3 separate regions of the Mus musculus genome follow, and regions 1 and 2 are each linked to region 3. Evidence: chromatin loops called from intact Hi-C (ENCODE). Cell type or tissue: heart. All regions are shown on one strand.

What was found. Hi-C counts contacts between places; a loop is a spot of excess contacts. Peaks named below come from ENCODE experiments on the same cell type or tissue, not always from the same donor. Only the 100,000 strongest peaks of a DNase experiment are listed, where the experiment ranks them.
Region 1: a loop joins it to region 3, with 2.7 times the contacts of the local background. A loop is called at or near these places in 2 of 42 quality-filtered maps.
Region 2: it touches region 3 in a loop (2.1-fold over the local background); 6 of 42 quality-filtered maps call a loop at or near these places.

Annotation. Positions count from the first base shown.
Region 1 is chr3:146,809,298-146,817,297 of GRCm38, forward strand. It overlaps Prkacb (protein kinase, cAMP dependent, catalytic, beta), which reads right to left and starts at 3,649. Exons shown (of 10, transcript NM_011100.4): 1 at 3,341-3,649. The coding sequence starts at 3,386. It overlaps LOC115486180 (a long non-coding RNA gene), which reads right to left and starts at 3,333. Exons shown (of 2, transcript XR_003954577.1): 1 at 2,904-3,333. In heart, no CTCF peak of the experiment used is centred here; a DNase peak (open chromatin) is centred at 3,734; H3K4me3 peaks cover 2,431 bases; H3K27ac peaks cover 1,791 bases.
Region 2 is chr3:146,400,568-146,408,567 of GRCm38, forward strand. Ssx2ip (synovial sarcoma, X 2 interacting protein) reads left to right here and starts at 4,075. Exons shown (of 14, transcript NM_001355661.1): 1 at 4,075-4,368. In heart, no CTCF peak of the experiment used is centred here; a DNase peak (open chromatin) is centred at 4,014; H3K4me3 peaks cover 3,169 bases; H3K27ac peaks cover 3,015 bases.
Region 3 is chr3:146,494,843-146,502,842 of GRCm38, forward strand. It overlaps Spata1 (spermatogenesis associated 1), which reads right to left and starts at 4,951. Exons shown (of 15, transcript NM_001316756.2): 1 at 4,813-4,951. Gng5 (guanine nucleotide binding protein (G protein), gamma 5) reads left to right here and starts at 4,994. Exons shown (of 3, transcript NM_010318.2): 1 at 4,994-5,178. The coding sequence starts at 5,098. In heart, no CTCF peak of the experiment used is centred here; a DNase peak (open chromatin) is centred at 4,869; H3K4me3 peaks cover 3,939 bases; H3K27ac peaks cover 3,020 bases.

The DNA.
Region 1 (8,000 bases), 310 kb after region 3:
ACCTTTAACAAGTTACACAGCACTTCTTTATCCAGTTTGAAAATGGGGTAACATCAGAGCCATTCCACAGGGTTTGAAATGTATGTATGGCAATGTGTGCCAAGTGCCAGATTAGTTCTCCAAAACGTTAAGAAGTTTGCATTTGCTGAACTTGATCTACTAATGACTTTCTTTGATCAGTTTCTTCCTACTCTCAAGGTCTCTTTTTCCTTTTCTCTTTCTTTTGAGGCAATATCTCACAATGCCACTATTGCTGGCCTCAACTTTGTATAGAGCAGGCTAGCCTTGAACTCAAAGAGATCAGCCTTCTGCCTCTCCAGTGTTGGGATTTAAGGTGTGTGCCACCTCACCCAGTCTAAGCTTCAAGGTCATTTCCAAAAACCATTATATAACCACTGGGGTAGAGGGTGGCTTTCCTACTCTACTCATGGGAGAATTAACGCCCAGCAGTTTTCACCCATTGACCTGGACATAGTTACATCTGTAATACATAGCTCCACAGACAGCTTGGAGATGTAATATATTTTTTAAAAGAACAAAAAGCATGGAGTTTTTTTGTTTGCTTGTTTTTCTTTTTGTATTAATAAGGCTATGTGAATAACATACTTAACTCAAAAATAAAACATTCTTGACTTACAAGGATTGAACACATCTCTGAGACTTGTAGCCTCCTGTTTCTAAAAGTTTAAGGTTCTGTGTATTAAATGATGAAAAATAAGTATACTCAAATTTTGGAAGACATTTATTTCAAGAGTAATTTTAAAAACACATGGGAGACTTATATAATGGCGAAAGTTGTTCTTTGAAACACCCAGTTCTCTGAGGAATTCAAAGTAATTTATGTCTAGAAACTGTGATGATCAGAATGGAATCCTTTAATTTTGTGGGTGTAGGAGCAAGGCCCTGGGTGCTCAAAGCTAACAAGAAACAAAACCAAAGCAAACCAAAGCAAACTAAAACAACACTGACAAAAACACAACAAAACAAAAAAAAAAAAACACCCAAACAAAACAACCTCCCCCAAACAAAACAAAAACAACCCCCCAAAGCCTGTTCATTTACCTTTATACCCAACTTCATTCCTTGGGAGTATTTTTAGAATTAAGCTCTAGAATTCCCTGTCTGTGGGAGGCACTTCCTCATCAAACTGCAAATCTTACCTTCCTATCTTTAATTAGCTCTTCAAACCAAACACTGTGCTGCTGGTAACGTCTTGTGGTCTAATTTACTCTCAGCTCCAGCACTGACACTCTGCCTTTCACCTGATGCTACACAGTAAGTGACACTTTAGGATCTTGTCCACAGGTCTACGAGGAAACCCAAGCAGGTGGTAGCTACTCTGAGAGAGGACAGATTAATTAGTGATGCAGAGGTAGTCAGAGCCTCAGAGCTGTTCTTTACTCTCTCGTTGATAACATGATCTCAATTCTTGTTTCTTCAGGTCTGGCACTTGGTTGGGTCTTGAGTTAGGATGATTTCGTAGACTAAACTCTTAAGTGTATCTCTTAAAGTGTATTCTGTGTATCAAGAGAAATTTAAATGATTACATTTAAAATATGAGCCACAAATTTTCAGGAATAATTCATCTGAAAAGTACACAGAAGAGTTGGGGACAGAGTGGTAAGCCATGTTCTGTCATTACGTTTTATGACATTGTACCACTTCTTTGCTACAGAAGAGCACCAGCACACCTGGCTGACACTTCCCCCTGTGAGCCCTGAGAGCTGAGCCATGACCGTCTCCTATATCCCATGGGACATCTGCTGTCTTCTTTCGACACTTCACAATATTTTTCAAATGATTCTAATGTTCTTCAGTTTCTATAAATAAGTTCACACAAGACTTTGTCATAGCTGCTAGTTTAAATGCATATCGTCTAGGGGAAGTGTATAGACTGCTGGAGAGTGGACTATCATTAAAAATATAAGAACTGTGCAAGATAGCACTTGCTAAGAAAATTACTGGGCTGATCCAACTATCAAGCATATTTTCATAACACAATTAGCATACATTGTACAAGAGAAATAGGGGAAAAGCAATGTTACATGGATATAGTATTTTGTCATACTTCATTTTTTGTGAGTCTGTACAATTAGTTACTACATTTGCACAATTACTAAGATAACAAGGAAGTCCTAATTCTACATCGGCTTTTCAAGTTGTCACATGCTCACCAACAGTTTGCCCTGCTGTTCCATGCCCTGGAACGAACCTTATTGATGAAACATAACCCGTTAAATCTGACTGTTGTTTACATTCCACAAAAGCAATAGCTAGACTCTCTTCTGTCAACTCAACTCTGCTTTGTTCATGAGAATCAAAAGCTGTTTGCTTCAAGCTAATTACAAGATTGGCTTCATTCTTCTGTTATAAACACAGACACAATGGAAGACGTTACTTACAGTAACACGAACAAATTGTCAGACTTACTTCAAGGACTGAGATGTCATTAACCTATGGCAATGTAACAAAAGTCAGGGACCGTTCTCTAATTATTGTGAATTATAAATTATAATATGAGCCGAATAATGGCACACAATTTTCTCACAGCCTGTTACACAACACGCATATATGTGTATGCTTACATATAAAACCAAGTTGCTACACAGAAACTCAATTCCCACGACCCTTTTGTCTTGAAATTTTGTACACAGTACTGAACGTCTGAACTTTCAGCTCTCGGAAGAAAGCACTTCAACTCTGAAATGCCTCTAAGTTTTACAGGCATCCTGGAACATTCCTGGATGTCTAGAGTAAACGCAACGCTGTCTCACTTATTTTTCCTCGAATGGATAAAGTTGCTGCTTGTATTTATGTCTGCCATCTCTAATCTCTTGGGTGAAAGAAAGAGCCTTAGACACTAAGGGTTAACGTCACCTTTGGAGACCCTCACGGACACTCACCTTGTGAGAAAACTGATATACATCCAGGAGAAGGAGAAAAAGCCAAGTCAACCCAAACGTACTACCTGTGGCTCCCTTAAAGGAGGGTCTGGGTGTTGGGGGCTCTGGGAGAAAGAAGAGCTAAGGGTGCGATCACAAAAGGACCATATTTGGGGACGCGTTCCAGACCGTGGCAGCCCTCCTCGCTCTAGTAAGAAAGGGGATCACAGGGACCTCGCTGCCCGCCTTCCCTCTCTCCAGTGAGCCCCGGGGCTTGGCCCTCACCCCCGAGCCTTCGTGGGGGAGGGGACAGAGGAGGAGGCGGCCGGCCCCCGCGGCCACTGCAAGGCCCGGCCCGTGGCTCGCGCGCGGCCTTGGGGGGGACACCGGCCCAGGGCGCTGCACCGCGCGGCGGCCCATCCGGCGGGAACCCAGCCAGGGCCTTCGACTCGACTCACCGCTCTCCACTTCGCTGCCTTTCTTGGCGATCGCAGTGTTCCCCATGACCCGGGAGTCCGCAAGCAGGGATGACGGAGGGGAGGGGACCGGGGCCGTCCCGCCGCCCGCCCCGCAGTCGGCAGCAACTTTGGCTAGGCTTTGGCTAGGCTCCCGCAGACCCTAGAGCGCGGCGTCCGGCTGCACGGAGGGGCTGGGTGTCCGGGAGAGATGCTGAGAGCTCTCCGGCAGAGACCGGGACCGTGGCGGTGGCGGCGGTGGCGGCGGTGGCGGCGGCGGCAGCGGCGGCGCGCGGACACTCCCCCTTCCCGAGCCCGCCCTCCACGCGCGTCCCCGACACGGCGCGTCCCCAGGAGCCGCACACCCGGACTGCGACCTCCGCCTCTTTCCGGGCGGGCGCGCCGGAAGTGACGCGGTCAAGCCCCCCGGCGGGCGGGAGCCCCTCTGTGCAGGGTTGTAGCGGTAACTTATTGCTTGTTGCGTGGATGCTGGGCTTGGCCGCGGAGGCTAAGCTCGAAGTAGCGAGGGACGTGGGGACCGTTAGTTTGGAAGCACCCCAGATCCTTCCTCGGCCTGGCATCCGGTGCCCCAGAGCCGGGCGGGGGGCACAGTGCCAGGGCTCGGCCTGCTCCCGCATCCGTGTGGCCCGCGTTCCGCACGCCGTGGTTGCTCTCGCTTGATCTTCCTGCGTGGCTGCAGGGACGTGCGTGCGCCCCTCCGCGTCCTGCCGACCCTGCTGACCCTGAGGTCAGCGTTGGCCAGGAATGTCTTTTCTCAGCTCCCAGCTGTCATTGGAACTTCTTCCCTTCGCTCTTCTAGGTATTCTCCCAACACACCAGGTCAATCACCAACATTCTTGACAGCTTATCCCTTCCCGAGTTCCTTCTTCATGGTCTCACCTGATTGCCCTCACAAATTCTGTCAGGCTTTCTAAGGAGAGATATGGGAATGTGTTGCCTGTTTTACACAAGTACGTTATGTGCATCAACACAGTCACAAATTTCAAAATAAACGCATTCCCAATTGATTGTTGCGCTTCCATGCATCTGAGAGTACTTGAGCTTTTCCGTGAGGTTATTAGAAATTAATCACCTAGCCCTCTGGTAGTTTTTGTTCTGGTTTTTTTTTTTTTTTTTTTTTTTTTGAGCTTTTGCTATCTAAAAAAAAAGCATTCCAAATTTAGAACAGAAAGATTAACTTCTGGAAGGGCAGAGACCATGTAAGTTTATTTTGTGTCTGCAGCACAAACCACAGTTGGCGCGTAATGAACGGATGGTTGTTGGCTGCTAAGGAGATTTCCCAGAACATTTTAAAAGTTTTGTTATTGGGGAAAAAAAGTAGCGGTGAGTGGAAGATTCTAAACAGATTCATACTTCTATTATTGGCAATTATGTTAAATTACCAAGCATGTACACCAAGTATACTGCGTTCTAAGTGTTGTACAAATAGTAATTAGTTTCCTCATAAAGTCCCTATGCAAATGTGGCAAGACTATCATTGTTTTACTTAAGATCCACAGAGGCACAGAGACATTAAAGGACTTATCCAAAGCTAATTAGAAGACCTTGAAATGAAGAAGGTAAAGCCATACCATCTCAAAAAGCGCCAGAATGGTATATTTATTATTTCTATTTAAAATCAATTGAAAGGTTATAACTTCAGAATAGACCATTGGTGCTCTTTCATTTCAACAAGCCATATTGTGTGGGGAAAATGTCCTTTACATACCAAGATAAGAAAATAACCTTAGTCACCAGATACTATTAATTGGGGGATACCACGAACTGGAATAAACTGTGACATAACTCTCAAACATACCCCTACATATATATCTCTTCAGACTATGCCAGGAACTTAGTGCACTATCATCGATATATATATACTGTATCAGTCACTTCTTCAGACTTTACTATTTGTGAAGATCTTCAAGTACTTGTAAAATTGATAATTTACCTGTTTCTCTGGCTAATCAGCTCTGGCGTTTTGGATTCCTAGATACAACCAAAGAACCCCCCACAAAAACTGAAGTGGGATAGTGTGGTGGTTTGAATAGGCATCACATCCATAGACTCGTGTGTTTGAATGCTTGGCCATAGGGAGTGGCTCTATTAGGAAGTGGAGCCTTGGAGGAAGTGTGGCCTTGTGGGGGTGGGCTTTGAGGTTTCCTATGCTCAAGCTAAGGTCAGTGACACAGTCCCTCCTTGCTGCCTCTGAATCAAGATGTAGAGCTCTCAGCTCCGTCACCTTTTCTGCCTGCGTGCTACCATGCTTCCCACTATGATGATATTGGACTAAACCTCTAAGATTGTAAGCCAGCCCTAATTAAGTGTCCTTTATAAAAGTTGCCTTGGTCATAGTGTCTCTTCACAGTAATAAAACCCTAATTAAGACAGATAGAAGTGTTCTGTCTCTCTGATAAGCAGCTGGGCTCCAAGTATGGGCTCAATCTTCATGTGGGTCCCCCAACAACTGGAAAGGGGGCTGTCCCTAAATCTATTGCCTGTTTGTGGATCCTGTTTCCCTAACTAGGATGCCTTGTCTGACCTCAGTGGGAGAGGATACACCTGACCCTACAGAGACTTGATGTGCCAGGGTCGGGGGAGGGGAGTGGGGAGGATACTGGGGGGGGCTCACCCTCTGAGATGTGAAGGGGAGGGGATGGGCAGAGGGACTGTGTGAGAGGAGACTGGGATGGGGGAGCAATCAGGATGTAAAATGAATAAATTAATGGGAAAAGGTGTGGCTTTTGTTTCTACTGTAAGTCAGACAGACATCTGTGTTGTGGTGAATTGCATCCCCTCCATATGAAATGTCACTGAATTGGAAAGATAGACAATTAGTTTAGTCCGTGAGAATGTTGGGTATATTGTTTCCTAAGTTTCCACTAAATACAAACAGAATACCAATACTAAGGGAACACTGGGCCCATACCGATAATCCCAGAGTGAGGAAGCAGAGACAGGTGGATCTCTGAGTTCAAGGTCAGCCTTGTCCACATAGTGAGCTCCAGGGTAGCCAGGGTTACACAGACTCTGTCTCAAAGAGAGACGGGGGCGTGAGTGGTGGAGAAAAGAAAACAAGTAGACCACAGAATATGAGGTTTTGTCAGCACCCAGTGATATCACACCCTTTTCCAGTTTTAGCTTTGTGAATGTGAGTTTTGTATACGTTAAAAGTCTACTAAAAATCACATACACTCCAAATGTTATCGACTTTGTCTGGGAAGGACCTTCCTAGACCCCTTAGAATACTCCTGTTGCCTCCCTAACAGTGACTTTTACTATGTATACAGGCCTGAAGACTAGCTTAAATGATAAAAGTGTGTATGATTTTTCTCTTCCCTTAACATTATTTTCAATCAGGAGTCTCTAGTAAGAGAGAATCTTTCATTTATCACTCATTTGGAAAAGAGGCCGTTGGCACCTCTTAGAAACGTGGGATCTTAAGAGATGGCTCATCAGGTAAAGTTCTTACTTGGCAAACTTGGGGACCAGGTTAGTGTTTCTACAGCCTGCTCACAAGACTGGGGATGCTGGCTACCAGGGAAGGAGGAAGAGGTGGAATCCTGAGAGCAAGCTCACTAGCCAGGAGAGGTGAGCCAGAGGGTAGAAACTAAGAACTCGAGGTTCATCAAGTCACGCTGCCTCATAGAAGGTTGGAAATGATGGAGGGAGACTCCTAACATCAGTGTGGAGCCTGCACATGCTAACACATGTGTGCCTCCACACACAGGTGTGTCCACGTTATGTGAACATGCATACACGCATACATAAAAGGAAGTTATGTATACCCTCACAACATCCTGACGATAAGTAAATTTTTTTTAAAAAAAGTCATCTCTTTTTTTCTCTGTCCATTTTAAGAGGAAAGTAAATCAGTTGTTTATAGAAACCATGATCAGCAATTTTGAATTTCTTATCCTTTCCATGCTATCATTATGGTTTGTTTATACTGCTCACTTAGCAATTATTATTTGTCTGCCCTATTATTAGAGACCCGTGATTGAAAATAATGTTCAAAGACAGCACCAAATTATGCCTAGTTACTTTTGTCATTCATGCTGGTCACTAGACACATATGCAGGATTGATACGGCGGTGGGGGTTTCTAGGTAATTATGCTTTACAAGTATGGTTATTGATTAGTTAATGCTAATGATCACTTATAATTGTACACATGAAACTTTTGATGATTAGAAAAGCATTCTCAATAGGAAATCAGCATGCACGTACAATCTAAAAGACGATCTCAGAATCAGGTTTTTCTGAATTGTACAAATGGCAAAAATCTTTAGCTGTCCAGCTGTCCTGGAATGGTCGAATGGAGCACTGGCTGCTTTTGGCCACCAATCACTTTGCTACACCATAAGCAAGCATGAGGTAAGCCTGTATTTCGTCTTTCTACAGACTGTCACAGCAGGACGCAGGGCGTACAGAGAAAGATAGTCCTTCCATAGCATATTTTCACTAACCTATGAGCATGCAGTGCTGTGTAGACAGGAAAACCAGCGTGAACTGCTTTAAAAATTGGTTTTGTTATTGTCGTTGTTGTAAAAACATTCTTGTCTTTTTTTTTTCTTTTGGTTTTTTTCAAGGCAGGGTTTCTCTGTGTAGCCCTGGCTATCCTGGAACTCACTTTGTAGACCAGGCTGACCTCGAACTCA
Region 2 (8,000 bases), 94 kb before region 3:
TTGAATGGTCAGTCACTGAGTACTGAAAATCAACGGAAAGTCCCAGGCACTTGAGGACACAGCAGACAAGCCGGCCCTTGCTTATGGAGGCTTTATTCTAGTGGATCAAACAGTCAGTCAGAAGAAATGATAAAGTGTGCTTGAAGGTTGGATAAGAGCAAGGTAACCGGATGCCTGGGATCTGGAAGGGATTCTAATTTTAAGTGAAGGTGTCTAATTAGGCCTCACAAAGATGGTGGCGTGTGTGTGTGTGTGTGTGTGTGTGTGTGTGTGTGTGTGTGTGTGTGTATGTGTGTGTGTGTGTGTGTGAGGAATGCAAACCCTTAGGCGTTGAGGGGTAGCTAATACAGATGCTAAGGGAAGAGCACTTAACACAGGAGTGGCCAGTGAAATGGTCCTGAGGCAGAGGTGTCTACTCAGGCTGAGAAACAGTGAAGGAGACAGAGACTAGTTGCTAGTGGGTACAGCTGTAGGATATGAGGCCTGAGGGCTACAACGACTGTGTGGAGAGAGAGTCAGGTCATGAGAACCTCGTAGCTGAAAAGGTTTTGGCTTTAATGATGAGGACAGAGTCAAAGTAGAGAGGAGACAAGATCTATGTTTCATAAAGGTTTCCTAAATGCCAGAGTAGACTTCAGAAGAGCAAGGGTGAACATTTTCATGTTCCGGAAAACAAAGGCAGCATTACATATGCTTTCTTTAATTTTTCTGGAGAGGAAAACAGCTCAAGGGAAGCTGTAAGCAAACCCCTGCCTAACCCACTTTTCCTGGCCATACCAAGTGATTCTCTCAAGCCCAGAAAGGTCCCTTTCAGCTTTGGGCTACAGATGTCGCTCTGTCTTCTTTCAGACTACCGCCTGGAGTACTTCCCTTGTCCTGTGTATCAGTCAGGATCTTCTTGTCTAAGTAACTGACTGAATACCTGACCCCAAAGCCTTAACAATGAGCCTTGCACTACTTCTTGTGAGTAGCAGTCCGGAGCTATTGTGCAGAGCCGCCAGGGTCAATTTTAGCCATTTGGCGACACGTGGATTCTACGGTTCTCTTTGTGCTTTTGTCTCGCAGCTGTACCATGTGCTACCACAGTTCTAAATGAGTCTGAAACTGGAGGGGGCCTGGCAAGGTGTGAGGAGAAAGACTCCTTATGGTCTGGCAGGAGGGAGAGCTCCCCTCCAAGGGCCCTTCTCCTTCTTCCTATTATGTATGGGCTGGAATTGGCTTCTGTGCTCAGCCCCTCAATCTGTCCCTGCCAGAGAGGGACAAAGCACAAAGGTTTGGATCAGTGGATCTCAAGGGATGCTCTGTGGCACCCTTGGGAGAGTCTCCCCCAAAACCCTCCAAAGGGAATCTATTAGGGCAAAGCTACTTTGGCTGTAACATTGAGACATCTGCCTTTCTCACTCTGTCTTTTATGAGTACACAATGGAGTGTTCCAGAGACTACCAGAAATAGCGTCACAGAATGTAGGAACGACTTGAAAATTTGTATGCCTTCTACCATGTCTTTGCATGTAAAGATGTATGCAAGATTTTAAATACCATGGGATTTTAAAGGAATATACATTTTCATTAAAATCTGCTATTTGTGTTGAGATTGATTTTTGTTAGTTTTTTTTTTTTCCAAGTTTTATTTCCGTGGCATGGTACTTACCCATGGATAGATGTTACCTATACAAAGGACAGCGCGTCTGGGAGACTTGGTACTGTACTGTGTGAAGCATAGCAGATTGAGCTAGCTGACTTAGCAACCCAGGAGTGAAGGCTCCTGGTTTTGTTGCCATGGTGAAGTGGTGATACATTTAAATGACTGTTTCAGAGGCCAAGGACCAGCCTCGGAGAGAGGAGAGGCGAGGAGGGAGGAGGCGTGTTTGAGAGCAGCAAAACAAAACAAAACAAAACACAAAAGCAAAAAACAAACAAAACCCAAACCAAAACAAACTAAACCAACCAAGCAAACAACCAAACCAACCAACCAACCCCTGGACGTGAAATGGTGGTGGGCCTTACAAGCTAAGTGCTCATGTTCTGCTCAGGACAGCTTTCCAGAAAGCCCTCTGCACAAGGCAGCTTTCTCTGGCTAGAAAAACAATCCTAAAATCTCTCTGAATAGCTCATCTCTTGTAGACCAAAAGCCCAGTCTTCTATTTGCATATCAATTAAGCCATTTATTCCAGGTTCCCTTTTGATTATCCCAAAAATCAGCATTCCCTGACCCAGCCCCTTCATTTTTAGAGACAGCTAGCACAGTTTTGATTTGTTTTTTTTTTTTTTAACACTGCAAGTGAATTCAGAGATCAGTCTGTCTTTGTAAGCACAGACAATAACTTAGCTGGGTGGGATTCTGTCATGAGATTACCATTCTGACCAAGCCTGGACCTAAATTAGATTTGTCCCAGGTTGACCTTGAACTCAGGGATCTGCCTGCCTTTGTATCTTTCTGACAAACTGGCTTATAGTGCAGCTGCCTCTGTTCTTTTAGGTCTGGGAAGCCCCTCATATAATTCATATCGCATCTTCATGTTTTGCTTGGTTGAGAAATTTAGTCTTGAACTCACATTTTCAGAGTTCTTTCCCACAGCCTTTTAAGGGCAGCCCTGAAGGTCACAGTGTTTACCGTGTTTGCTAAGGACATACTTTTGCCTCCCAGACTTGCGCTGTCTCTGATTATCATTAACCTTAACGGGGAGCATTCCCTGATGGAGGAACATAGAATATGTACATTATTATACAAACAAGCCTTATGCCCACAGCAGCCATTGAACATTCATGGAGGCCCGTGCCCTGCTCTCTCTGTTCCAGGGGTGGGACCATACCATGCTGTCCCTTGCACGGCCAAGCCGGACTCAGCATTTAAAGAATAAATGCCACGTTAAGATGTTTCTTGAGAGAGGAAAAGGAGTGTTTTGGAGAGTGGACAAGGGAACTTTCAGAACACCCCCTCGGATGCAGAGGGAGCAACCTCACCCCACTAATGGTCTAACTTCGAGAGTAAGACAGTCATTGGCAGTAATTTCTCACTGGCACTGTGCTCCAAAGCGCCTTTGTAATGATGTATCCTTGCTACCTGTATTTAGCATCCAATCTCCTTCAAATCCATTGTTCATTTCTGCACTCTGATCTTCTACCTAGCACTGTGGGCATGTGTAGTCCTTGTTCCTCTCTGTCTTGTTCTTCTGTGGCAGTGGTGTATTTCTTGTGTTCCTTTTACGATGTTTTGTTCTCACAGGAGCCACTTAACCCCAAACCTCTTTTTTTTTTTCCTCTTGAGTAAACAGCTTGCTAGAACCCCACCACCCTACCCTTTACTAAGGTTTCTCCATTTTCCTTTCCCAGGGGAACTTTAGGTGAAAATAGTAGGGAGAGGCAAGTGGATTTGGCCAATTGCCACTGTCCTACATTTTCTTGGCACTCATGGAGAGGGCCTAGGGAGTTTTTCATCAAGGTCTAGTTCACAAGTACCTTTTCTTAGTTTCCCTTTCCAGCTGTCTCCTCCCTAGGTCCCTTCCTTTGCCTTAGTTTGTTTTATTCACTACTTGAGCTTCTCTCATAACGCCCAGGCTAGCCTCAAGCTGCCAATGACCTTGTACTTCAATTCTGCCGGATCACAGACCCTCACATGCGTTCTGTGCAGTCCTGAGGAATGAACTCGGGGTTTCACGCGCACTACCCTGGCCCTGGTTTTACACGGATTTCTGTGCATTGGCGCATTGATTCCAGAGGCCACTACCTTCCTTCTCCAGGGCCTGACCTAATTCTGGAATGCCCCGGTGTCTCTCCGTTCTGGGGAGCGCACCTGGTTCTCCAGAGAGCATTGGGGTTCAGGGGTGGCCTCAGAGGCCCGGCTCTAAAGCGGCTAGGACCCTCCTCTTGTCCCCGTGGAGAGCTGGGGGCGGGGAGCAGCGGCCGGGTGACCCCGGGTGTAACAGGTGCGGTAGCCGCAGCTGCGCGGGGGAGAGCGGCTTGGCGTCTGCTGGGGGTTGTCGGAGGCTAGTCCTCGCTGGACCAATGCGGGCCGCGGTTGTTCGTCGCCTGGCAACCGGCGGAGCCAATGGGCGGCGCCAGCGCGGGGCGGGGTGGGATGGGCGCCCGCCGAGGAAAGCGGCGAGAGGCGGGCCGGGCGGACCGGGCGGGCTGGAGGCTGCGCGGAGCCGCTGCGTGCCGCCGCGGGTGCGGGCCCGCGGGCTGCGGGAGGCGTGAGCCGCTCCCGGAGCCGTGACGGTGAGCGGCGGGATTGTGACGCGCAGGCGGGGAGGAGGGCACCGGGCTGGACGTGGACGCAGGCACCGGGGCCGACTCTGGGCGGGCTCGTCGCGGCCGTTGCAGCGGTTGGAGAGCGTTGCTGCCCGCCGCCTGCAGCGGAAAGTGCGAGGTAGGTGCTGGGGGGGCCCCGCGCCCTTTCGGGATGCGGCGCGGGCGCGCGCGGGGTCCCTTTGGCCCGACCGCGCGGGCTTGGCGAGTCCTCCGAGGCTGCCGCAGGACTTAGCGAGTGAGGTCTGCCGCTGCTGCAGGGGTAGGTGGCTCATAGTGGTCCAGCCCCACGTTTAGGGGAAGAACTTACATCATCGCAGGGGCAGGCTTGTTTGAGAAATTATTTGGCCCCGGATTTTCCAGTGGTGTAGAGTGCGTAAATGGTGAGCTCTGTCCGGGTCAGCACATATTTCTCCTGGTGCAGATTGCTGGGTTATGCAAGTCACCTGGGCCCAGGAAATAAAACTTGCCCAATAATTCCCCATCAGCACCAGTAGAGGAATCTTTACATTAATACCCACAGTTCAGGCTCCTTAGTCCTGCGTGTCAGATTCATAACCAGCCACGCCGATGCAGTTGTGAGAGCCGGGAGTTTCTTCTAGAATCCAGGCTGGATGAAAGGTGGAGCCCAAGGATGAGAGCCTTCTGGATTTGATATTTGCTTCAATTCAGTTTAGAGTCCAGGCCTGGAGTTAGCTGAAAATAGTGCTACCATGGAGCCCGCAAGGTTCCGGAGGAAAACCTTTCTAGTCCCAAATTTGATCTTGAACGGAAAGGTCTGTATATGACGTGACACATTTACGAGGCTGGATAAAATTCAAAACCGTCGATCCAGCTAGCAAAACTTAAGCCATCCAATCTCCTTACTCCCCAAGAGCCTGTGGGCCCACGAAGCTTAGAGTGTTCATTCAAACTAAACAAGAAAAGCTGTGCTCCCAGTCGACACTTTGTCCTGCCCGGTGTGCACAGAAGTTCCTCGTACAAAGTGGCTCTCTGAGAGGATTAGGAATGGATAGAATTCAAACCGGGGCGTTTTCTTTGGTAACTGTTGGGGCCCCTACAGCCTGTCATTTTACACCCTTCCTTTCCTTCTTGTTCTCCATCTGTACAGGGAAGATAATAGGTCCAGGGATTAAGTAACAGGGCCACAGCAGCTTGGAGATAACTGCTGGGGCCGGGCCACTCCAGGATGAAATGTGAAACTCGATCCATGACACACTTGAGCCTTGTGACAAGACTTGTTAAGTCCACAGCATCCTAGGCTTGCTCAGGCAGGTGTACGCACCATGGAAAAGTTAACTGTTCATGTTAGCCCAGAAGGCCTCCAACCCAGCCCAGTCAAATTATGTACTTGGGCTCTCTTAAAATGGGAAAACTGGACAAACCAGCTTGTCGGCCCAAACCGGTTAGGATACAGATTTTGTGAAAGTGCCCTCACTTAGCATTCAGCTAGAGAGAGGGGGGGGAGAGAGCGCCTAGAAAACACTTTTCCACAGGGACTTGAATCATGTTTACATTGGAGCAGTAAGCCCCCCCCCCTCCCACACACACACACTGCTCCTGTCTTTATCCCAGCTCCCTGGGAGGCTAAGGTAGGGGATACGCGTGAGTTTAGGAGTCCCAGACAAAGTAGAACAACATACAGATCTTCATAAAAAACAAACACCTTTCATTCTGAACGACCTCACACGTTCCTTGGGGAACCAGACCAAGCCGGGCCATGCACATGCAAGGCTAGGGTTCTGTTGCTGAGCAGTGAAACCCGGTGCGCCTTGATTCTGAGGCAAGGCTGCCTTGTTACTAGCTTGCCCAAGCAGTCCTTGAACTTGCAGTTCTCCTGCTTCAGCCTCCCAGAAGCTGGGCTTATAGGTTTCTAGGCTCAGTTTCAAAAGTGATTTTTAGTGTTAGCTTCCTGTATCTTTTACAGTAGCTGTGGACTCACCTTGTTGGCTTAGCCATTAGTTCATAACGAGGCTGTGTGAGTCTGTTGTGTGTCTTGGGCAATTATGGTTAGGTGGTTGTGAGCGTACATCTTACCTTAAAGCCATGAGCCTATAGAATGAGACAGTAGAGAAACACACCATCCATTATTAGTAATGGAAAAACCTAGATTGATACCATGTGATGCTGGTCCAATATTTTGTGTAGGAACAGATTTGTTGTTTGTTAATAAATCTATTCTTTCAGTAAGCATTTATTGTCAGACACTCAGCTGCTACTTGCCAGGCCCAAGGACAAAAAGATGTGTTGCTCTGAACATTTTGTACTTTAGGAGGTTTTGTGTGGAGAAGGGGAGAAATGCAAATGTGGGCGGGCTTTAGGAAAGAAGGCCTTTCAGTTGTGTCCTGACAGGCGCTCGCCAAGCAACTGTGCGTTGGGCACAGCAGAGCAGGTGCAGGTTACAGGTGGTTGGTGTCGTCCATGTGCAGCCGGAGCTGCATTAGCGACAAGCGTTAAGAACAGCGCTGTGAACCTTGACCAGAGGGCAATAAGGAATATCTAAAGGGTTTGTTGGGGATTATATTGCTTCTGATGTAGTATGTCTGCCTAGGTAATAATTTGCATAGTCCATGGCCTCTGGACCTTGATGGTCTAGATAATACCTGAAAGCTTTTCACCAGGCACGTAATTGAAGCTGACAGGAGCCTTGGAAATGCAGCGATGGCTGTCTCAGGCGGGTCTTTGTTAAGTTGTCTTCTGTGCCAGGACTGGAGATCTAGAAGCAATGAAGATGCAGTCACCAGCAAAACCAGTCTTGGCCCGGGGCAGACCCTGAGGGATGGGAGGTCCAAAAATGTCAGGCGGAAGCCGTGTGGGATTCAGAGATGAGACGCTGGAATCAATAGCAAGTCTTAATGGAAACTGAACAGAACTGTCTGACTACAGCTGTATGAATGTCCTTCCTTCCTAGTCTCTCTAGTCAGGTGCTCCATCCATCACCACAGGACAGGTCCTGTTTGTAATGCAAGAGGGATGCTACTACTATGTATGACCTACTTCCTGTTGTAATCAGTTGTGCTTTACATACGTGTGCCATGGTAATACATATAGAAATAGTGAGCATATGGAACACCCACTATGTGTTATGTTTGTGATTAGCCAGGCCTGGTGGCACATGTAAAATCCTTGCACACTGGAGGCCAGAAAGACAGATTTTGAGTGTGAGGCTATCCTGGGCCTCGGAAACCCCTGTCTCAAAACCAAGGCAAGAAAACTATAGACACACTGATCAAAAGCTTTAATTGAGGGAACATGTCACAGGCAGGATAAGGGCATTGGCTCGTCCATGTGCCCAGGTACCTAGAATGTGACTTGTGTACCTAGAATGTGACTCCACACAAAATCACAAGTACTGAAAATAAAGACGTGGGTGAAGCATCTTGAGTTTTGTTTGTTTTTTGTTTTATGGAACTGGATTGTGTGGCTCTCACAGGTGAATTTTGTGGATGATAATTTCATTTCACAATGTCAAAAGGTTGGCTGTGTCTGCCCTCAACTGTAACCTCCATTGAACACTTCTGTAAGCATCCCTGTGAGCTCTGCCCTGACCTTGTCTCCACATTCTCCCAAGTCCAGTTTCATTAGTCTTATTCGTCTGCCCTGCGTGACACTGGGCCTAGTACCAACACAGGCTTTTACTTGAGAGAACATGTCCTTCCTACCCAGCTCAGGTTGTCCAGCTCCTATTTTTGTCCTCTGTGTGTGTTTCCATCAAGATGCCCATAATGACCGCAAACTACTTCATTTGCCGAG
Region 3 (8,000 bases):
GTATACCATGTAATACTATATAAACCTTGCTCTCCAATTTAAAGCTATTGGTTAAATAAAAGTGGCTACATCCAATTACTGGGCAGAATGTAAGTAGGCTAAATTTCAGTTACCAGGCTGAGGATCACATGTAGGGACCATAAGGAAGGAAGAGGAGACGAAGGAGAAAGGACGGAGAGAATAGAGGTCTCCATTAGATGTGATGAATCAGGCGCACATGCCCAAGTGAAATGTCCCCTGAGAACAGACCAGTGGAGCAGAACTAAGCCAAGCGAGACTCAAGCAGCAAGTACTTGGGGAGCAGACGGTCTAGCGTATAGAAAAATAGATTAGGGGTAATTCCCAGTGACTGTGCTAAGCTGCTTAAATACATCTATAGGACTCGGCTTCGATTATTGGGGCACTGACTGGGTCATATTAACAACTAATAGAGTCAGTAAATAACATTTAAAGTACCACTTATATAAGTATGAATTAGCTAAATAGTATTTGAATTAAGAAACTGAAAACTTTATGCAGATATATTAAATATATTAATTCAGAACAAACTTGTAATTAAGAGAACTCAAGAACTATCAATAAAGATCTACTTCACTATTGTTTTTTGGTAAACTACACTCTAGTGTGCTTTTTCTCAAGTAATAGCAAAGTAGCAATATTTAGCAATATTTATTTTAGTCATGTTTAGACATTTCTAGCTGGACAAGTAATAGAGACCAAATTATTTGTGTCTGTGTCTGTCTGTCTGTGTGGTTTTTTTTGTTTGTTTGTTTGTTTTGTTTTTTGTTTTTTTTTTCCTTCCTCAAGGCAGGGTTCTCTGTGTAGCTTGGCTGTCCTGGAGCTCACTTTGTAGACCAGGCTGGGTTCAAATGCAAAGATCTAACTGCTTCTGCCTCCTGAGTGCTGGGACTAAATATGTGTATCACCACCATCGCCTGGTTGAGACTGAAGTTTTAGATAGCTAAAAACAAATAAAAGGGCCTGTTAGGAAGCTAAGTCCGTTAGGAATAAGATTTGGTGGCGGGAACCCTCCCAAAGTTTTCAAATATAATTTGGTAGCTGCTAAGGAAACAATATAGGGAAAGACGTTATGAAGCAGTCATCATAGCCACTAGACATGCTCATACCATGAGAAAGCTGTACTTTTTTGAGGTTATATAGATTTTAAAAACAGATTGACTAAGCAAATGCATGGTAACAGGAAAGCTAGATAAAACTAGTTATAAGCAACAAAGGCCAGGATTTTTGCTGCTAAAATTCTCAACCTTTGATTTTCTTCCTGTTTGGTTTATCTGTGACATAGTTCTAGTTTTGTTTGTTTGTTTGTTTGTTTGGGTTTTTTTTTTGGGGGGGGGGTTGAGACAGGGTTTCTCTGTGTAGCCCTGGCTGTCCTGGAACTCACTTTGTAGACGAGGCTGGCCTGGAACTCAGAAATCTGCCTGCCTCTGAAGTTTTGAAGTTTCACATAGAATCAATTTTCATGACTTGTCTACATTATCTTTACAATAATAACCTCACTCAATGCTTTACTAACTTGAATGAATCTGTTATTTAATTAATAACAAGTTTAAATTAAAATTGGGCATGATTAGAATTTCAAGTTAATCCTAACCAAAACATTTCACATACTAAATCCTAACATAACACTTGGATTTCCAGACAAATGGACAAAGTAATACCAATTAGAACATAAAGCAATCTGACGAGCAAAGCGAAGAGGACTATACAGTTCTAATATAGACTCCTCTACGTACTACAATATTTTACCTTACAACCTTCCTGTCAAGAACGGATGATCAATCTTATCTTGTATACTAATTTTAATCAACAATTACCAATGTGTCTAAAAGTGAGTTGTTTAGTCTGGGGGTACAGTGCAGTTGGGGATCACTTGCATAGTACATGCAAAGCCCTTAGGTTTGAGCCCCCAGAACCAAATGTTAAAAATCAAGTGACTGAAAAAATAAAAATAACTTTGACACTCAGCTCCAGAGCTAAAATCAAATTTTAAAAATTTCTAGTATTCCTCAAAGTAAATAAGGATTTGAGAAATTTTTAGTTATTGTTTGAGGCTAGCAAATACAAAGAGATACTTAGTGTACTAGAAATCCCATGTGACCACTAAAATTGGGAGTTGACTGAGGCTATATTTACATCTATCAGAACTCCATAGAAAGCAATCACAGGGACTGAGCATTAGCAAAGCAGGGTTCTAGTCCTGCAAACTATATAAGGCCATTCACTGTGGTCTATGCCTCAGTCATAATGAGAAAATGACTTGAGCGTAAGATTCTTTCCAGTTCTTGGATTCATTCGGGTAGTGATAATACCTTTCAACTAAGAGAAATCAGAATACAGTCAACCTTATGGCAGATGATAGAAAGACACAGATCTCTCTGATTAGGATAAATTCAGGTTCTATTTCTGTTCTGAGAGTTTTGTCCTGTCTAGTACACGGGTGACCCAATAAAGTACTAACCCTCCTAAAAGGTAACTTGTGTTAGTTAAATAAACGAAGTGCCCAGGGACATCTCTGAACCTACATACCATTAGGGTATATTTAAGTCTTATAGTACTAATTGATGAATGAAGTCTATTTATAATGATGCCTTGACCTGTTGATTTGAGCCTGTAGCAGTATAGTACATTGTGGCAGGGACACATGACAGAAACTTTTGATATGAAATGAAAAGACTGAGGAAGAGGCAAATGTCCTGATACCCCTATCAATGGCATGTTTGCCTTCCTTCCACTAGGCCTTACTCCATAAAGGCTCAACCTTCCAATAGTCCACAGGCAGGCAATCAAGCTTTAGCATTTTGGCCTTCGGAGTTTAAGACAGAACTCATAGCATAAGGTGAATGCTAATGTGGTAAGATAGGAGGACAGAAATGTAACATTTTAGAGTAAAAATACTTAATGCCCCATTTCCTGAAAAATGGGTGAAAATATGCATAAATGTTGACTAAAAATACAAATCTTCATTGGCTATCTTAAACACTTTTGCAAACATTTCTTTACCAAAATTTCCCTATAAGTTCCATATTCAATAATGAAAACTAATTATTATACCAACAACATATTAGCAAAGCCATAGAAAGAAATGTATTGCATGTATGTAACAGGAAAAAAAATTGGGAAACCTATGTTGTAGGAATTTTTTAGAACCAAGTCCAGGGCCCATTTTGATAACAAAGTCTATCTTTAATCATCTAATATGTAAACACATGGTAAAGCCTTTGAAATATTTTAGAACATCGTGGAAGGTTAAAAAAGCTTTTACTAGGAGATATTGATAGTTCATGAACTGTATGTAATACTCATATCTTCGAATGTAAATGAATTTAAAGGCAATCTTATTTTCCTTCCTTTCTATCCCAATATGTATTGCTTATTTGACATACCATAAAACTATGATAGCATCTGGTGTGTGAGACAGCAATACACTCTGGTTTCCTAGCTCAATAGTTTGGGGAAAAGAAAACAATAAACTTTCTGAGACTAAGACAAATTTGTTTATTCCTCAACATTTCCTTAATAATGGGTTCTGTACCATGTAAAATCTTCTTTGAAATGTCTTCCAGCACATTCCATAGTTCTTAAGTATTATTGTAACTAATATAAAGTAGAACTTTAAGTTACACGTTAATCTTAGAAATCTGCATTTTAGCATACATTACAGGTAACAAGGCACAAAGTAAAATATTTGTGTTACATTTTGCATTAATTAATTTATTTTGGAGGCACAAGCCTTTAATCACAATGCTTGGAAGGCTGTGGGTTTCGAGGCCAGCCTGGTCTACATGGAGTTTCAGGCCAGCCAGAACTACAAAGTGAGACCCTGTCTCAAACAATATGGTTTGTTCGTTCACTTTTTAAATTATGTATTAATTAATGTACGTGTGTGAATGCAAACGTTCCCAGACTCCAGTGAGGGTGACAGTAGCCCAGGACTTGGTGCTTTTGAGTTGCCCAGTGTGGGTGGTGGGAAGTGTGACCTTAGGTCCTCTGCACGAGGGCTCAGTTCCCCAGTCCTCTAACTGCCATCTTCCAGCCTCAGTTTTCGTATTCTTTACACATATAATTTCATTTCGTTTCATTTTTTTTTTCCAAGAAATCCAGGGAGCGTTTTAACTTCGGCAGTTTAAACGGCTTGCCCAAGCACACCAGGGCTAAATTCAAACCCAAGTTTCTTAGATGGTCACTGTTAAGGACTGGGTAAAACCCCAAACTGATATTAACTGCTCAGTAACGCGATGTGTTGGCCCAGAGCAAACCATGTCATTTTTCTCAGTATCCCAAAGAAACAGCACTCACGACGAACCTCCTGTTTAGAGATGTTAGGTCTCAACAGGACTAATTTAAATCTTACTAAACTTTTGAGTCCTTCTGAAAACCCCTCTGGGGTTCATCAGTTACAAGCACGAAGTCAGCAATTACAGGGACATCAAAAGAGCAAACGATCCCCGAACGCGAACGCTTTATTTTTTAAAAAAGCACGGGGGACAGATTCCAGAAAGACAGGGCTAACAGGAAGCTGTGCGGGGCGGCTCGCACCTCTCGGCGACAGGCCAGCCTCCGACCGTCCAGGGTCCCGCGGCCCGGGTCCGTTACGGCGCCCTGGGCCCCGGGCTGGGCGAGCTGCGGCCGGCGCCGCCGGTTCACCCGAGGGCGCCTCACACAGGGCTGAGCTGGCGGGACTTGGGACGTGTCACGGACGCCCCGAGGCAGCGCGGCCACGTCCCTCACCCCGCCGTCGGTCGCGGACCTCCCTCCCCGCGCTCCCGAGTCCGCCCCGGGGCGTCCTCTTACCTCGCCCTACCCAGCCCCTCCAGAGGCGGAAGGCGCCGGCCGGGCGTCGGGCCGCACCGCCCCCGTCGCCACCGCGCCCACCGGCCGCTCCGCCCCTTCTCTCTCTCTCGCGCGCGCGGGGGGAGCCCGCGGCCGTCCCGGGGGGAGGGGGAGGGGGCGTCGGCGCGCATGCGCGGCGCGCACAGCCCCGGAAACTTCGACGAAGTTCGGAGCCCCGCCCCCGCCGTCCCGCGACCTGCCGCCCCCTGCCCGGACTGACGAGTCGGCCCGGCTGTCCCGAGCGCCATGTCGGGTTCTTCTAGCGTCGCCGCCATGAAGAAGGTGGTCCAGCAGCTCCGGCTGGAGGCCGGGCTCAACCGCGTGAAGGTGAGCGGGCGTGGGCGGGCGGTGGGCCCCGGGGTTGGGGGGAAGCGCGAGCCGACACGCGGCTCCTCTGGCCGGGCTGTGGGCCGAGGGCGAGGAGGGGGCCCGCCCTTCCGCCGCCCGCCGACTCTCGGCGGCCCCGGCGGGTCTCGCCAGCGACTTCCGTCTCGCACGTCTCACCCAGGCTCACTCCCAGCCCTCGTCCTTTGAACACACACGAGTCCGCCTGGGTAGCTCCGGATGGCGGCCTGATGAGCAACTTTTGTTTGCGGATCGTCCCGGGAGTCTCCGGACTCCACCTTTGTGGGGGTCCAGCCTCGAACAAAGAGGTGTTTGCAGCAGACGCCGCGGCGTGCTCGGCTGACCTTGCTGGGGTGTCTGTTTACCCGAGAAACCGCTGGCCGCTGGCCTGGGAGCTTGCGGTCTGGTTGGGGGGTCGGGTCTTGGGCTGTTGACTTTTAGGGAAAGGCTGTCCTTGTTGGTAGACAGCTAGGCATTCAGACGCTTTGGCTCTAAGGACCGTTTGGTTTATTTTTTTCAACTCCTAAACGGATTTGGCCTCTTTCTGACGTAATAGGTCGGGTTACATGTGAAACACTTCCCGGTGATTATAAAAAGAAACAAGAATATAAGTCGCCTTGCTAGACCCTGCCAGTTTCCAAGGTGATTTGATTTTATATTCAGCAGGCTAGTCCTTATTTCTAACGTGCTTTTGGAGAAGGCTTCTATTTAGCTTTCTTCTCAAGTAGAAATGTCAGAGACTGCTCAACTTCCTTGTGGTAACCATAGGAGGAGGGTAGGGAGACGCCCAATCAGTCTTGGTTTGGACTCTAATCATATTCTCACTTTTCATCCAAGTGACTTAGTCTTGGCCAGATTAGAGCTCTGAAATTTGAAGTGATCTATTGATCATCATCATTCATATATAATAACTGTCATAAAGTAGGCCAGGAAGGAAAAAAATAGTGGGTTGGGGGAGGAAATAAAGACAGGTACGTGTAGTAATTACAGTGGCGGTACTTAACCCTGGTGGCCCAAAGCAGTGAGCTAGCTCCCAGAGGAGGACTTCCTTTTCTTTGAAAACCCTACCTGCTCTGTGGCTACCTCCTAGCTTCTCTTGCCTTGCGTCCTAATTCTTCTGAAGGCTTCTCACTGGGATGACTCGAGCCACCACAGACAAACAGGTTTTTGAAGTTTCCATGGCAAGGCTCATCTCACTTGGGAATGTTACATGTCTAATCTAGGTTCCTAAATTAGGTTAGGTGCCATTTGATATCATCCATGTACCACACCTATGCTAGGTGCTTTTTGTGTGTGACATTTTAAAGCTAGCATAAACTTACTATTGTATTCGTTTAGGTGGTAATTACAAGTGCTTTTTTTTACCAAACTCTCAGGTAGGTCAGGACATTTGGAAGCCTGACTAATAGTTTTGCAGTGTCAACCTCCTGGATGGTAGATAGTGGCTGCTCTGTGGCTTGGGTACTAGCAGCCATTCCATCTTAAGTCTCAAGGTTGCTGTTTAGAATGCTGGGTTTTGTTTTCTTGAGACAGGGTTTCTCCATATAACCCTGGCTCTCCTGGAACTCTCTGTAGAGCAGACTGGCCTCAAGCTGAGGTCTGCCTGCCTCTGCCTGCTGGGATTAAAGGAGTGCACCCCAGCGGCCTGGAGCACTGTTAGTCAAACAGCCTTAGGTTTCTCACCGTTCCTTCCCTAGGATTCTGTGCCTAGAGATACAGTCCATACATCGTGGTACTTGGAGAAATGTGTGGGAAAGGAATTAACAGGCACTTCATGCTAACTGCTGATCTTGAACAAAACCAAATGCTGTAACACTGAAAACTCATACTTTACCTTCCATACAGTAGCCACTTTTAAGAGGCAAAGCAGGGTGTGGGTTATTTGTACAAGCGTTTAAGAACTGCAGGAACCTCTAATATTCAGTCCATGAGTCACATGAGACGTATTATACTGAATTGTTGTATAAGCCAAACACAGGTAGATTGAAGCTGAGTTTAACTTATCCAGGGTGACTGATCCCTAGGTCACAATATAGCTATCATCTAGGGCCTGGGTTTTAGGCATTTGTTGTAATCTTAGAGATAACTGAGATTAAGAGTAAACACAGGAATTAAATGGCTTGAGTGCATTTTTAGTTTTTCAGTGTCTGCTTACCCATCCACTTTGTTGTGTCGGTATTTGTGTTCAATCAGCTAGTTTGAGATAGGGTTTTGCCAAGTAGCTGGACCAGCTTTGAACTCAACTGTTTAAGTTACAGAGCCAGGCACTTCTGCTCTGGTTAATTTAAAAGGTGTGTGTATGTGAGCATGCATGCCATGGTACACACGGGGAGTTAAGAGAGCTGCAACCTTGTAGAGTTTGATCACTCCTTCCACTCAAATGTGGGTTCTGGAGATCAAACTCAGGCCCAGTCTAACAACCTTTCTGAGCAGCCTATCTTCAAGAAACACTGTATTTGCCACAAATGTGATTTGGCAGTGTTGATACGTGTATATAGTACAACCCAAATAGGACTTCAGTATTGTTTATTATATCCTGTATTTCCTAACCAGAATATATATAAAATGGTAGGTGTATGTCACTCTTAATTGCAAGGTAGTATATGGATGGGTATAAATTTAAAGAACATTGAATTCTTAGTTCTGTGCTGGTTACCTTAGGTTCATGGGCATTTTTCCAGTTTGCTTTCAAGACCATTTCCCTATAATGTTAAGATCTTTTTGTTGAACTATTAATACTACATATTAATAACAAGATAATGGGGGATGTGACTCAGTTGTTAAGAGTTTTTGCCTATGAAAGT